Regions from separate parts of the Homo sapiens genome. Here region 2 is linked to region 1. Evidence: chromatin loops called from intact Hi-C (ENCODE). Cell type or tissue: GM12878. All regions are shown on one strand.

Evidence for each region. A loop is a pair of places that touch in the nucleus more often than their neighbours do. Peaks named below come from ENCODE experiments on the same cell type or tissue, not always from the same donor. Only the 100,000 strongest peaks of a DNase experiment are listed, where the experiment ranks them.
Region 2: a loop joins it to region 1, with 3 times the contacts of the local background. A loop is called at or near these places in 1 of 110 quality-filtered maps.

Annotation. Positions count from the first base shown.
Region 1 is chr1:245,646,064-245,654,063 of GRCh38, reverse strand. It overlaps KIF26B (kinesin family member 26B), which reads right to left. Exons shown (of 15, transcript NM_018012.4): 10 at 7,784-7,943. Among named protein-coding and RNA genes, the nearest start is that of KIF26B-AS1, 420 kb to the right of the region's middle. RefSeq lists an enhancer at 5,056-5,569. In GM12878, a CTCF peak has its summit at 4,767 (motif pointing left); a DNase peak (open chromatin) is centred at 4,803; H3K4me3 peaks cover 2,889 bases; H3K27ac peaks cover 1,712 bases.
Region 2 is chr1:245,890,592-245,898,591 of GRCh38, reverse strand. The region is part of intron 8 of SMYD3 (SET and MYND domain containing 3); the gene reads left to right. Among named protein-coding and RNA genes, the nearest start is that of SMYD3-AS1, 210 kb to the left of the region's middle. In GM12878, no CTCF peak of the experiment used is centred here; DNase peaks (open chromatin) are centred at 2,921 and 3,541; H3K27ac peaks cover 2,548 bases.

The sequences.
Region 1 (8,000 bases):
AGAGGCAGGGTCTTGCTCTGTTGTCCAGGCTGGAGTGCAGTGATACGATCATAGCTTACTGCAGCCTCAACCTCCTGGGTTCAAGCGATCCTTCCACCTCAGCCTCCCAAGTAGCTTGGACTACAGGTATGAGCCACCATGCCCAGCTAGTGTTTTAATTTTTTTTTGTGGAGACGAGGTCTCCTTATGTTGTTCAGACTGGTCTCAAACTCCTGGGCTCAAGTGATCCTCCTGCCTAGGCCTTCCAAAGTGCTGAGATTATAGGTGTGAACCACTGTGCCCAGACTGTGCTTTTACTTATAATCAACTACACATATGCAAGCTTTGCTGGTATGTTTGATCCTCTGTTGTACCCCACTTGTTATTGCAACAAATGTTGACCGAGCACAATATTCCAGAAACTGTACTCGGTGGGGGGTGATAAACTGGGAGGCAGTGAGGCCCTGTTGCCTATTAGCTGTGTGAACTTGGACAAGATACTCAACCTTTCTGTGTCTCAGTTTCCCCATCTGTGATACTAGTATGATTACAGTACCTATGTCACAGGTTGTCAGAATGAAATATCCATAAGGCATTTAGCAGAGCTTGTGAGGCACAGTGAGAACAACGCCCGGCTGTGGTGCTCACGATGGGAAATACTCTCACCGGGGGCTCATTTATGCACCGTGCTAACTACCTTCCATGTAGCTGAAATGCCAGGAAATAAGTACTAGAAATCATTTTCTCCTCCTCCCTGTGGTCCAGCAAGTCCACGAATTAGGAACTTCTACCCCTTTAGCAAGATCAAGATAGAGTTCCCGCTCTCGGTTCTGCCCTTCTATTCACTTCCTCCAAGGGAGGAAGGAAGAAGGTCTGACTGCTGAGGCTGGTGAACGTGAGCCTGGGTGACAGCTGGCGCTGTCTGCCTGTCCCTCCCCTGCAGGCCACACCATTCTCTCCTCCACTGAGGCCGTGGGGTTGGGGAAGGGGCTGTCTACCCTTTCCTACTCTGCTAGGATTAGCAGGCTTTTCATTCCCAATCATTCTCTTGTATCTATCTGATCATTGGTTCAGAATTCAGAAAGACTTTAATAGTAACCCCAGACATTAGACATAAAGGAAGATACACTTGAAAGGCCAAAAGGGAAAGGAAGACGCCTTCCAATTTCTACCCAGCCCCGAGACCATCATGTGCCATTACGCCACAACGGCTGCTGCAGTGGACAGACAAAAACATGAGCCGTGGCTTTGCCGCCAAGAGATGATGACAGAGCTGGGGCCTGATATTCTGTTCCCAATTCAGTGAAGCTCTGAGAGGGGCCAGAATGTGGTCCTCTTAAGAATGAAAAGGACGAGGTGTAGAGTTCATGTGTCAAACTAGCGGCAGAACAACCAAAGCTTGAACCCAGTGTTTGTGACCCCGGCCGATCCCCAGACGGTGTCATTTCTCCCTGAGTGACTGGCGTGGTTCTATAATGAGCCTGGCAGAATTAATGTAGTGGCAGCTTCTGCCTCAACTCTTAAGAAAATAATAACAATCTCTCGAGATTTCTATAGCTAAATATGAAGATACCGCTAGCCAAGGAAGCAAACAGAGCTAAGGGGGAAAAATAAAAGCAAGTGAGAATGCTAAAAATCTCATAGAAAAGGGACTTCGATGTCCCAGCGACATTCTGAACTCACATTCTCTGCATCCTAACCATCACTAAAATGTATAAAAATGAGTATTTCTAAAGCAGCAATACTAAGAATTATCATTGCTGCAGTTGCCTGGCAACCTGAGACTTTGGTTATTTTATTTCTAAATAGGGAACGCTCTAAACTGGTATCTAGAGTTTGTGCAAATAGTTCTAAATTGATATTCTCCCTGTAAATCAGGGGGAGAAAATACAGCATTAATGTACATTTAAAGGAGGTTAAATATGCATATGTCTCTCTCACACACACACACACACACACACACACACACACACACACACACAGATTCTTACATGAACCTCTCCGTTTCATGCTATCTTAAACAAATCTGGAGAACTGATACTCCTTTGCATTTTTCCTGGCAAATATCTACTTAATTTCATGGTACGTCTAAGTAATATACATCCAAGTCCTGAGGAAGAGCCTTTCCTCTCCTGTGTGAGATGGGAATTCAATGCCATGGCTCCGCAGTCCCAAACCCTTTTACCTTTTTGGCACCAGGGACAGGTTTCGTGGAAGACAATTTCTCCATGGACCCAATGGGAGTAGGGAATGGTTTGGGGATGAGACTGCTCCACCTCAGATCATCAGGCATTAGATTCTCATAAGGAGCGCACAGGCTAGATCCCTCGCACACACAGTTCACAATAGCATGAGGTTCCTATGAGAATCCAGTGCCACCACTGATCAGACAGCCAACAGCCCTCAGGTGGTCATGCTCCCCCACTGCTCACCTCCTGCTGTGCAGGCTGGTTCCCAACAAGCCAGGGACCTGTACCAATCTGTGGCCTGGGGGTTTGGAACCCCGCTCTAGCTAACAGCAATCTTGAGCCCCTTTCCCCAGCTTCCCAGACCTTGAGTACTGGGTTTCCAGTTCTGAGAAAGGAGAGGCTAATCCCAAATCTCCATGGGCTCTAGGAGGAAGCACTTCTCCAGGCAAGGAGGGGAATGTCCACATCCTTCAGAGGCTCGTCCTGAAGTTCCTGCCAATGCTGGGCCTGCTGCCACAAGTGTGACCCACAGGTGCCAGAACCCCACCCTCTCTTGGATGAGAAGGTGCTTGCATTTTGAAAAAGCTGCCTCTACTTATGAAGTGTCATTTCCTTTCAAGTCACTGATTTGAACTTGAGCTTCTAGTGCTGCCTGCTGCTTTGAATGAACTGGTGTGTCCCGATGCTACAAGCTTAAAGATGACCTTGGTTCCTGACTCCTCACTAGGGCCTTAGGAGGAAAAGAGTTCCCATTATAGCCCCTGAGGATGGGTGTCCTCATCGCTTTTGTGGAACACAGCCTTCTGGAAGTGGATGTTGCCTGCGGTGTTTGCTCGTGGCCTGCAGCTTGGATCACAGATTGCCTCAGGCTCTACCAGAGAGAGGAGGAGGCGAGCTCAGCACAGCTGCTGAGACCCAAAGTGTCTCAGTGACTGATCTCAACAAACAAGGATTAGGTCTGGGTCTGAACCATAGACCAAACCCGTGAGAGGGAGGTGCCGGGCATCATTTCCACGACAGGATGGTTATGTAGCACCATTTTTCAAGATGACTGGGAGAAGCATCTCAGACAGGCATGACATGAGAGGGCCACAGAAGGACTTTCCATGAACTCTTGTTAAAGGGCAGCCAAGACATTAGCAACTAGCTGTTGTTTAGAAACAGAGTGTTTAGAAACACTGTGTTGGCAAATAAGCAAACAGGTCATATGACCCATTAAAGGAATTCTTTCTCCATATGGAGCAGCAGTCATCAATGAAGGTAAATGCTTCAGGGCTTGAAGGACGCCTGCATGACAGGTGTGTGCTTTCTAAGGGCCTGTGCCCTCTACAAAGCAACATCTAAGAGAACCAGAAATTCTATTTTGAGATAATTGGGTCATGGTGAGAATCTGAGTCTCGAAAAGCTGTGGTCCTTCAGATGAGCTGGGACATAACACCCGTTAGCCGAAGCTCAGTTCACCCTGACAGATCCTTGTGGCGGTTCTTCTGGGGGCCAACTCCTGTGGGATGTGCAACACTGGGTTTTGGCCTGAGAAGTCATTTCAACGCTTCTGCCTATTTTTTCTTATCCATTAAATGGGAAGATTCCTAGCACCTTGGTGCCCAAGAGCAGTAAGGAACAGCAAATGAATGTACCGAATAAAGAAAATTTGCAAATGCACTGTCAAAATGATCGAATGAGGGCAGGGTTCCCTGGAGGTGGAGGCTCTCAAAAATTAGAGAGTAATTTGTGCAGCCTGTCAGTGCAGAACTGACGAGGGGTTGGAGCCCTTGGTGGTCTCCCTGCCTTCCCTGCATGCTTTTCTGAATGGTGCCACCGTTGAGAACTGATTTATGGCGCCTGGACTGGCCGGCAAGCCTGTGCCATGTAATGTGCCTGTGCTGTGTAATGGCTGAGGTTGGAAACCTGCTCCACGCCTCCTGCATCTTCAAGGGCAATATCATTTGCAAAGTCAGAAGCATTCAGCGCACATGGAGGGTGCCTGTGGGAATGCCTGGGATGGGTAATGAATCCAAACTCACTTTCCAGCTTGCTCACATGACAAATAGCCTGGTAAGATGATGAAGAGGAATGAAGACAGGCTACAGCCCCTCTGTGCACATTGCAGCGAATTTCCCAGGAGCAAGCACAAGTAATGCAGGTTCCAAGTACAGAGTTGTCTGGGGAGACAAATGAAGAGGTAGTGGGGTGTCTGTGTTTTTTGGGGGGGGTGGGGGAAGGAAAGAGAATATGGAATTTGGTTTTCTATTTTTGTTCCCCCCGCCACCCTCCGTAAGTGAGCAGGAGGAGTAAGAGGAAACCTCAAGGGCAGGAAACTTCCACTTCTCTAAGGAACGCACTGCAAAGACAAGGCTTGACACCCTGAAGGTGTTTAGTATGCTAACAAAATGCTGCATAATGTGGCTTCAGAGCACTGACGGAATTGATCAAAGAAATCGGGGCTTTCCTGCTGTGCTGGGCTCCCCTGCCGTGCGCAGTGAAGGCAGCTCCGACATTTCGGGAGCTTGATGAGAAGTGGGCGTGGGTCTGCAGTGAGGCTGGGAACTGTCGAGGCCTCTGAAGCTGTGAGGAGCGAGGCAGTTTGATCCTGCCACCCACTGGCTGGGTGATTTGAGTAAACCTTTGCCTTATCTTCCTGTACCTCAAAAGAGGACAGTTTCTAGTTGATGAATCACTTTGTAAATGTACATTTGCAGATGCCAAATATTGAATCTAGGCCGTGGTCCAGACTCGGAGAAAACATTTCGGCAAGGGTCTTTTTAAGATCACGTACAATGAAGGGCATTAGGACACTGAGGGGTGACAGAACAAACGCACTGGCCAATGGATGTTTTGGGAAGGACAGCGCTGGCTGGATGGCCAGGGCCACCGTGTTTCCAGCACCAGGCAACCCAGCAAGGTCTCGATGAGTTGTGTTAGGCAGGGCAGGGCAAGGGCAGCTGGTGAGTCTGTACCCACGCCATCAACAGCTCAACCAGGCCACGGGACAGCTCCAGGATTGGGTCTTGTGCTGACACTGCATGGAAGCTAGTCTGCTTACTTGAGACACAGAAACACTTTAATGATCACTCTCTTGGTGCCAGAATAGAAGGAAGGGGACTCCTGGAATGAAGGCAGGCAGCTGTCTGCAGGGACTGGTGAGTGGAGATGTCTCCCAGGAGGGCAGGTAGCCAGTTGGTAGGGCCAGCATGTTAAAAATATGCTTAATTAACACGAAGCTTGAACGATTAATACAAACTTTCATTTATTTTTTTTTTTTTGAGACAGGGTCTCACTCTGTTGCCCAGGCTGGTGCAGTAGCGCAATCTCAACTCACTGCAGCCTCTGCCTCCTGGACTCAAGCCACCCTTCCACCTCAGCCTCCCAAGTAGCTGGGACTACAACCATGCAACACCATGCCCGGTTAATTTTTGTATTTTTTGTAGAGACAGGTTTTTGCCATGCTGCCCAGGCTGGTCTCAAGCAATCCTCCCGCCTCAGCCTCCCAAAGTGCCAGGAATATAGGTGTGAGCCACCACGCTGGGCCATAAAAACAATTTTTAATGTTTCCCTACTCATTTATAAAAAACCCAACTCTAACTAAAAGGAAGTTACTTTAAATTAAAAATAATTTCATGTTTACATGCATCTATCTTCCCGCCATCAATTCAACAACTATTTATAGAAATCATAAAAGCATGTCGCCCTGCAGAAACAGTGTAAAAGCTATAAGTAAGATATGTAATCAATGACCTCCTGCTAAGGTGCAATTTGGAATTTTATCTATATCATGATCTATGAAGTTCTGACATTAACAGACATGATTCTCATTTTATGGAAACCAGTGAGTGCTAGTACTCTTCCCTTCATCTCCAACTCCAACGGTTTCCCTCCCCTGCCCTTTCTCCCCACAAGCTGAATTTACTCAACTACAGAAATGACATCGAATGAAACTCTATAATTCTTCAACTCAGAATATTCTCCCATAGAAAAGGGTTGTTACAAGAGCCGGGAAAACCATTTCTGGGTTTATCCAACTAGGATTCCAAATTTCTAGAAATGAGATGGACAGGATTATAATCACCATTTAAGCTCCTAAAGTCAGTCCAGTAATGGTTCTCCTGGTAGGAAATAAACTCACAATGTATTTGGTGGGGGGGTCTGGCATCAACATAGGGCTGAGGGGAAGAAAAACTCCAGCACTCATTGTGAATCTCAGTAATTATAGAATACACTGCCCGACTTTTTCCTCCTACACAACAGCAACGTAGGTTTTGTAGGGTTTTTACAGATAAAACCATGAATCCACATATATTTAGTTAATCTTCACCTCATGGCAACTCTGTAAGGTCGGTGTTTTTTCCCTTTAAATAGGTGAGGATAGGCTTGACTAGATAGGTGTAACCAGACTTTCATCATTGGTTATTGGCCATAGTGTCCTAAATTCTACAATAAATTTTCTTTTTTTTCTTTTTTTTTTTTTTTTTTTGAGAAGGAGTCTCGCTCTGTTGCCCAGGCTGGAGTGCAGTGGCGTGATCTTGGCTCACTGCAAGCTCCGCCTCCTGGTTTCATGCCATTCTCCTGCCTCAGCCTCCTGAGTAGCTGGGACTACAGGTGCCCACCACCACGCCCAGCTAATTTTTTGTATTTTTAGTAGAGATGGGGTTTCACCGTGTTAGCCAGGATGGTCTCAATCTCCTGACCTTGTGATCCACCCGCCTCGGCCTCCCAAAGTGCCAGGATTACAGGCATGAGCCACCGCACCCAGCCTACAATAAACTTTTATACATGTTTTATCATTTTGAGCCTTATATTTCTGTGATGTAACATGTATAGCTTTAACCCTCATTTTAGGAAGAATGAAGGTTCATGCAGCTAGTAAGAGGCTCAGCTAGGCCTTGGCAGAAGCCTGGACAGCCAGTCAATGGCCTGCCACCACACGGTCCAATGAGAACGCTTAGTTGGGGTGATGGTGGTGGAGTGGCTTTGTCTCTGCCAGACATAGGAGCGGCTGTAATTTAATTGGAGCAGTAGTAAAGAGACAGGAAGGATCCTGGAAGTGACTAAACATTTGCATGGGAAGGCAGGTGCTAACTCCCCTAGCTTTCTGAACTCCCGAGATTGGGTTGCCAGATAAAATACATGTCACCAGGAGCGTCCCATGCAATGTTGGGGTGCATACTTATAATACAACCTTATTTGTTGGTTATCTGAAATTTGAATTTGCCTGGATATCCTATATTTTTTTGGTTAAGTCTGGTGGCCCTACCCCTAAGGATAAGCCAGTCTTCCACCCCTCACTCTCATCACTATGAAACAGGCACATCTTTATTATGGTGACAATGACCCACCACCTTCATTTGCGAGTGGAGACCTCAACTGAGATAATTTCCTATTTCCTCTAATTTGAGCAGCCTAAAGTTAGAACTGGAATAGATTTAAGTATTTCCAAAAGTTTTGAATTTGGGAGATCATGCATTACACAACTGTTAGCTAAGGCTGGTCTCTGGCACTGAACTTATAATGGGGTCCAGGCTGTCCCTCTGTGGCACACCTCTCCACAGATGGCACTGAACAAAGCGTCCCACACCATGCTTACCCCACCACATTCTTTGAGTAGAAGAGTCACTTACTTGTATGGAATGTGTTTGCTGCCATTGACGAGAGCCAGGATGACATTGCCCAGAGCAGACAGCGAGAGACACAGCCCTGAGCCTCCTTCTCGATTTTTGCTAAGAGCTTTCACACAGCTGCCGAGATCAATGAGATGCAGGCGGCTGCGACCTCCAGACACTACCACAGGGGAGAAGATAAAAGAGAAATGGTTAAGTTCTGACAAACACTCATCTG
Region 2 (8,000 bases), 240 kb before region 1:
CACTGTTTTAGGTAAACTCTCTCAGATGCCACTATTCTCATGTTGTTACTTTGCTCAGAAATGTTCAAGCATTCAGCATTATCTTTAGCACTCAGGATCAACTTCATACTCATAGGTTGCCATTCAGTGCTCTCTAGTTGCGACCCTAACATTCAACCTGCTTTTGTTCCCTTTTTCTGTTTCAAAATACCAATTTCCTTTATCTAATTGTTCCCTTTCCTCCACCCAAAAGATTTTGAAGTAGCTTACACGCACACATTCACAAGGATACATACACATGTATATATGTATCTACTTGCATATGTAATACAACAGCAATAAATTTTATTTTCGTTTGAGAAATAAAAGTGACAAATAAGATGAAAGTAGTTTAGTATGCAGAATTTATACCATATGATCCTTTATGTAACAGCTAGAAGTACTACACTTGAGCTTAACCAAAAGGCCTAGAAGCAATATATAACAGCTAGAAAAATGATGAATTTACCCTTAATGTATCAGCAGCCAAACCTAAAAGACTACTTTCAAAATTCACAGTAGCCCTAAGAAGGAAAACACAGCCAGAGCAGTTTTTCCCTGCACTGAGGCCTGAGGCACTCACAAAGCATTCTTACTGGACTTCCACAGCGAGTGAAATCACTGATTTCTATAATATTCTTCATCATAGCTGATTGACAATACTTTTTTTTTTTTTGGAGACAGTCTCACTGTGTCTTCTAGGCTGCAGTGCAGTGGCACAATCTCAGCTCACTGCAACCTCTGCCTCCCAGGTTTCAGTAATTCTCCTGCCTTGCCCCCTGAATAGCTGGGATTACAGGCGCCGCGCACCACCACACCTGGCTAATTTTTTATACTTTTTGGTAGAGATGGGGTTTCAACATGTTGGCCAGGCTGGTCTCGAACTCCTGACCTCAAGTGATCCACCCGCCCTGGCCTCCCAAAGTGCTGGGATTACAGGTGTGAACCACCGTGCCCAGCCAAATTAATACTTCTTAATAAAAGAGGTAACTAGAAGCGTGAAAAATTAGGTAATCTAAGATCATATCTCTTTGATGGTTTGTTTCTTTCCAAGAATACAATTTAGTCTCTATGGAGGAAAGCAGTGACTGCAAATCCTTCAGGTAATCCTTCACTAGTGTTATTTCTTGCAAATGGGCTTTTACATTTCTTATTTTGATTTTTTATTAAAGTAATACATGTATATAGTTTGAAAAATTAAAGTACTCTAACACAGTTGAAAACAATGGTACCCCTTTCCTCTCTTGCTCCTGCCCACGACCTACTCCTCAGAGAGAACCCATTTTAGCTTCTGGCATTTTGTCCGTGTTTTTAAACTTAGAGCTCCCTTAAGTCAGGTGCTAGGGATACTTTCTGCTTACTGGTTCAGCTTAAAGACCAATTTTTATTTCCAAGATTTCAAATTTGTTCTTTTTCACGTCTCTGTGTTTTATTTCTGCCTATTTTGGTTTTATAACTTCTTTTTTACTTTAATGCATGCTACTACATTATTCATCTCTTTGGGTATTCTAATCACACTTCTTTTAAGTGTTAGTTCCATGAAGTTTATTTTACTGGAGGGAATTTATGTTCTGATTGTTTTCAGTTGGTTAGCATTGCATTTCACTCAGTGTTCTGGAATTTTGTATGGCAGGCTCATTTTTAGTGGACAGTTTTTTTGTTTTGTTCTTTTCACTCCTTCTGTGCTCTTCCCTTCTGTCTGGTAGTTTTGCCTCCCCCAAGCCCCTCAGCCTCCAGTTCAAAACCAGAACTTAATGGCATTTGGACCTCTTGCGCCCCGGTGATGCTGAGGCTAGTGCAGAAGTGTTGCCTAGATGGTGGGCGTCATGGCTGTGTACCTAGACAAGAGAGCATGGCTCTGTTTGGCCCCTTCAGGCCCACAGCTTCCTGTAAATATCTAGCACAGGGGAACAGGTCATCAGCCCTGGTTTTGTTTATCCCGGCCTCTTTTGTCAAGCAAGGTAGCCTCACCCCATTCTCTGGCTTTAAGCTTTAAGGTTGACTGTACTCACCATTTTTATGTGAAACATTTGTATTCCCTGTTTAACCACCAGCACTCAGCTTGTACCTACTGCCACCTACTTCCAGACCTCAGGCCCTGGAGCTTCAGCTTTGTTTATTGCTTTGCATTTCTGTTCTATTTTTGGTCCAGGGAGATCATTGCCTGTTTTTTTTTTTTTTTTTGACTTGGCAAAGCTATTTTTGGTTCCTGTTTTTATATTTTACCTGTCATTACTATGGATTTGGAGTAGAAGGGAACGCTTCCAGGTTTGAACTTACAGCATCTTGATTGGAAGTCTGCAGTTGCTTTTCGAGTACATAGGTAAAAATCTAAGTCTTTGGAGGCAAAGAAAAAACGAGAAGATAATGATCTAATTTTCCTGAGGGCTTCCAAGTATGTGTGCATCTTTTACCCAGTGTCAGCCGTCTGTGGAGCAGGGGATCTATATCTTCTTTTATCACAGAGCCTTCTATGAAGAGAGATTGAGTAGGATCATTGTGAAAATGTATCCATTCTGGAAACAGTTTAATAAATGGTTCTGTAGTGGGGAGAAGCCTTAATAAACTTCTCATTCCCTGATGCTACAATTCTAAGCCTACTTCCTCTTAGTTTCTTCTGTAAATATAAAGCAATGTTAATTTTTGTCTCTGGTAATTATTTCAGCTTCTTTTTAGAAAAACTCTTTTTCTGCAACACAGAATTGCCTTCCCTCGTTTCCTTCTGAGACCCTCCACGACACCTATGAGTTACACAGCCCTGAAGAAGCCCAGCTTCTACAAAGAAATGACTTTGTGCTGGTGCTGTGTGGGAACTGCCTTGATTCCCATGTGGGCTGTACATCACCTGGGCTATGCCCTGTAAACCGTGAAAACCGGGGAACAGAGGCAGGTTTGAGTGAAAGGAAGAAACAATGATTGTCTGAAGAAGAAGAAATGAAAGAATGTTAGCGCAAAAGTTATATTCAAAGGAAATGAAAGTTCTCAGCCCAAGAAAGTTTTTATGGTACTGAGTCTATTTGAAATGGGAGCACTTACTTAAAGGTCACTAGGAAACCAAGATTTTTTCTGCTGCCTTACTCTATTTTGCTAGATAAATTGTAAGCAGAACTGTCTCCTGGTGGGATGATGAGCCCAACCAGCTCTGCGTTGTTCTCAATTTTAACAATCTAAGCAGAATGTTTCCCGTTTCTAAAGTTTTCATCATAACCAAACTATGTTGTCCTCAGGAAGATTTGACAGGGAACTGAAGAAGTGTGTGCGTGCGTGTGCGTGTGTTCATTCCCATTTTTAATTAGTTGAAACCTAACATTGCTGTATGTTACCTGTGTCTTGCTTCTCCAGACAAGCAGAAAAATGGGTTTCCCCCAGAGTGAATGACTGTCTGTTTGAGTTCATGTTTAATCAAGGAAGGGAGTTACTGACTTCATAATCACATAATCCCGTCTGCAGTGTTGCTATGACATACGGGGAGAGGCTTCTGGGCATGCTACGATGGGCTGTAAAGTTGGCTGAGAGATAAACAATGTAGCTATTGTGTTTGCCTTGGACTGTGGCGTTCACCACATCACAGGATGTGGCACTTCTTCTCTGCCTTCTCCCCAGAGGACAGGCAGCTGTGCTCACCAGGCTCCTTCACGTGGCCCTGTTATGTCCACCTCGGGTAAAAGATGGTCTCTCCACAATTTGTGGTGTCGTGAATTCTGTCTCACCTTTCCAGTTCTTGCACACACATTCTTTTCTACCATCTTTGGGGCTTCATAAGCCTCCAGCTCAGAGGATAGATTGAGGGATGGCAGCTAATGTGATACAGAGTATGTGTTCTTGTGTACCAAGTACCATCCCCAGCCCAACACATGGTCCACAGGTACGCAGTAGTGTTCAGGAAGTCTAGTACAATAAGGTGATTCTTCCTCAGATACTACTGGAAATTAGAATACCTGCTAAAGCTTATGGGGGCACTTATTGTGTGCTAGTGTGTCCAGAGTTGGTTCCTTCCGGTGGGTTCATGGTCTTGATGACTTGAAGAATGGAGCCGCGGACCTTTGCGGTGAGTGTTAGAGCTCTTAAAGATGGCACGGACCCAAAGAGTAAGCAGCAGCAGGATGTATTGTGAAGAGTGAAAAAACAAAAGCTTCCACGGCGTGGAAGGGGACCTGAGCGGGTTTCCGCTGCTGGTTGGGGTGGCCAGGTTTTATTCCCTTATTTGTCCCCACCCATGTCCTGCTGATTGGTTCCTTTTACAGAGTGCTGATAGGTTCATTTTACAGAGTGCTGATAGGTTCATTTTACAGGGTGCTGATTGGTCCATTTTACAGGGTGCTGATTGGTCCATTTTACAAACCTCTAGCTAGCTACAGAGCGCTGATTGGTGCGTTTTTACAGAGCACTGATTGGTGCATTTTACAAACGTCTAGCTAGCTACAGAGCACCAGCTGGTGCATTTTACAATCCCCTTGTAAGACAGAAAAGTTCTCCAATTCCCCACTCCACCCTGGAAGTCCAGCTGGCTTCACCTCTCACGAGGTACTCTGCAGACTTCTCTGTATGCCTCATCTCATTTCTCTCTACAACCATATCAAAGTTAGGGTTACTCTTACTGCCGTTTTACAGATGAGGCAACGGGAGCTTTCAAGAGTATAGCCCTAACCTCTTCACTATGCTGTTTCTATAGTGATAAGAGTAACAGATAGACCTTCCCTATCTTTTTAAAGAATTGGAGTGTAATTTGCATTCAGTAAAATTCACCCTTTTTAGTGTACAGTTCTACAAACTTGGATAAATGCAGTCTGTGACCACAACCACCACCACCACCATCAAGATAGAGAAGCGTTCTATCACCACCACTCCCAAATTCCTTCGTACTGCGTTGTATCCATGTCTATACCCCACTCCCAGCACCTGCTAACCCAAATCTTCTTTCTGTCACTACCATTTTACCTTTTCCACAATATCATATACATTAACCAGCCATTTCATTTGGCTTCTTTTGCTTAGCCATGTTATTTGTACACACATTTATAATATATAACCTCAATAGTTGGTTCATTTTTATTGCCAAGTAGTATTCCATTACATGGCTATTTCATAGTTTGTTTTTCTAAGTGAAGGATATTTGAGTTGTTTTCTAGTTTTGGTGGTTGTCAAAGCCACTGTGAACATTCACATACAGGTTATTGTGCAAATATAAGTTTTCATTTTATTTGGACAAATACCTAGGAGTGGGGTTGCTGGGCTCTATGGTAAATATATGTTTAACTTTATAAGAAATTGCTGCACTTTTTTTCAAAGCAGCCCCTATTGTTTTGAATTCCCACCAGCAATGACTCAGAGTTCCAGTTACCCCAAATCCTCACCAGCACTTGTTTTTGTCAGATTTTCTTTTTGTTTTTCATCCTCCTAATACATTTAGTGTGGTAACATTGCATTGTGGTTTTAATTTGCAGTACTGTAATGTGTTTTCTCACGTGTTTGTGTGCCACATGTACATCTTAATTGTTGATATATCTGTTCAAATCTTTTGCCTATTTTAAAAATTGGGTGTTTTCTTACTGAGTTTTGAGAGTTCTTTATCCTGTACACAGGTCTTTTGTTGGACATATGTTTTATACATGTTTTTTTCCTCAGTTTGCAGCTGGTCTTTTCATTCTCTTCACAGAATGAAAAGCAGAAGTTTTAAATTTTGAAATAGTTTAGTTTATCAGTATTTTTCTTTCATGGATCAGTCTTTTGAAGCCATAGCTGAAAATCTTTACCTAATTCAAGAGGAGAAAGATATTTCTTCTGTGTTTCATATTAGATTTTATAGTTTTAGGTTTTACATTTAGGAATTTGATCCATTTTCAGTTAATTTATGTGTATGCATAATGTTCTTTTTTGTATATGGATAGCCAATGATTCTAGTACCATTTGCTGAGTCAATATCTTATTTAAAGCCACAGGATATTATACAAAGAGTACAGAGTTAGATTTAGCAGAAGTTGGGTTCTAGTTCCGGAGCATCAGCAACTGGCCAGAGACATGAAATCCAAATGGTGGATAAGAGGACAGCTTGATACGGTGGAAAGAGCATGTGCTTTGCAGATAGATGGTTCTGGTTTCTGCTGTTGACCAACCCTTTGACATCAGCAAGTTACCTTCCCTGTGATGGTCTTAATTTTCTCTTTTGTAAAATGAGAATACTCTAAACCTGGCAAAGCTACTTTAAGGGTTCAATTAGATAATTAGATAATATATGTATAGATTGGGAGATGGTAGATGCTTGGTAATGGTAGCCATTATTATTATTGAATGATCTGGGGAAATAGTCTATTTGGGAGGTTCCAAGAAATACAGCATCCTCAGTTCCCATCATTTGCTGATCAGAGTCTCTGAATTGTTCACATAATTTTCTTAACAGTTTTTTAACTCCTCCTGTTCCAATTTTTAGTTGTCTCTGCTTTCTTCCCCCTTTTTTTGTGCCTAGTGCCTCTTGTTTGGTTTGGTTCCAGTGGTCACTGTGCTGGGGTGGTTGGTGTTTTTCTTTCTTTCTTTTTTCTGTTTTGAGACAGGGCGTCACTCTTTCGCCCAGGCTGAAGTGCAGTGGTGTGTTCATGGCTCACTCCTGGGCTCAGGCAATCCTCCCATGTCAGCCTCCTCAGTAGCTGGGGCTACAGGCGTGTGCCACCATGCCCTGCTAATTTTTAAAAATATTTTTGTAGAGATGGAGTCTCACTGTATTGCCCAGGCTAGTCTTCAGCTTCTGGGATCAAGCAGTCCTCCTGCCTCTGCCTCCCAAACTGTTGGGATTACAGGTGTGAGCCACCATGCTCAGCTCAGCTTGTTTTTCATTCTTGTATTCTTCCTGGCTTGCTCCCCTGCACTTCCTAACCTGGGCTCTCCTTCCAGAAGTAAGCTGACCTTTGTCCAGACTTAGGGGGCATATCACTGTCCTTCATCACTACTCGTGCTGTCCTCTTCACCCCTACAGTTCCCGACATTGCTGTCACTGAGGGGGTGTACATAGCAGAAGGAAGGGAAGTACAGCTGAGTAAGAAGACAGCATGAGTGGCACTGCACAGAGTCACATCCAGGTCATTGCTCCCCTCCCCCCAGATTCCTGGACAAAGTGGATGTCATCCTGGGCTGTCTCTGCAGTTTATTTCCCAAGAGACCAATCCTCTTTTGTAAACATTATTTATTTTTGTATTTTTAAATTTTGAATGTTTATGGCTACAGAGTAGGCGTGTATATTTATGGGTACATGAGATAAATATTTTGATACTGTCATACAATGTGTAATAATCATGTTAGGATAAATGGGGTATCCATTGCCTCAAGCATTTATCATTTCTTTTGTGGTACAAATATTCCAATTATATTTCTTCAGTAATTTTTAAATGTACAGTAAATTATTGTAGACTCTGGTCACCCTGTTGTATCAAATAGTAGATGTTATTCATTCTATCTGATTATATTTTTGTACCCATTAACCATCCCCCGTTCCCTCCCTTGCCCACTACCTTCCCAGGCTCTGGTAACCATCATTCTACTCTCTATCTCCATGAGTTAAATTCTTTTAATTTTTAGCTCCTACAAATTAGTGAGAACATGTGAAGTTGGTCTTTCTGTGTCTGGCTAGTTTAATTGAACACAATGTCCTCCCATTCCATCCTTGCTGTTGCAAGTGATAGGATCTCATTCTTGTTTATGGCTGACTAGTACTCCATTGTGTATATGTACCATGTTTTCTTTATTCATCTATCAACAGACACTCAGGTTGCTTCCAAAGCTTAGCTATTGTGAATAGTAGTGCAATAAACATGGGCGTGCAGATACCTCTTCGATATACTGATTTCCTTTCATTTGCGTATATACCTACCAGTGAGATTGCTGGATCAATGGTAGTTCTATTTTAGTTTTTCGAGGACCCTTCATACAGTTTTCCATAGTAGATGTACTAATTTACATTCCCAACAATAGTGTGCGAGGGTTCCCTTTTTTTC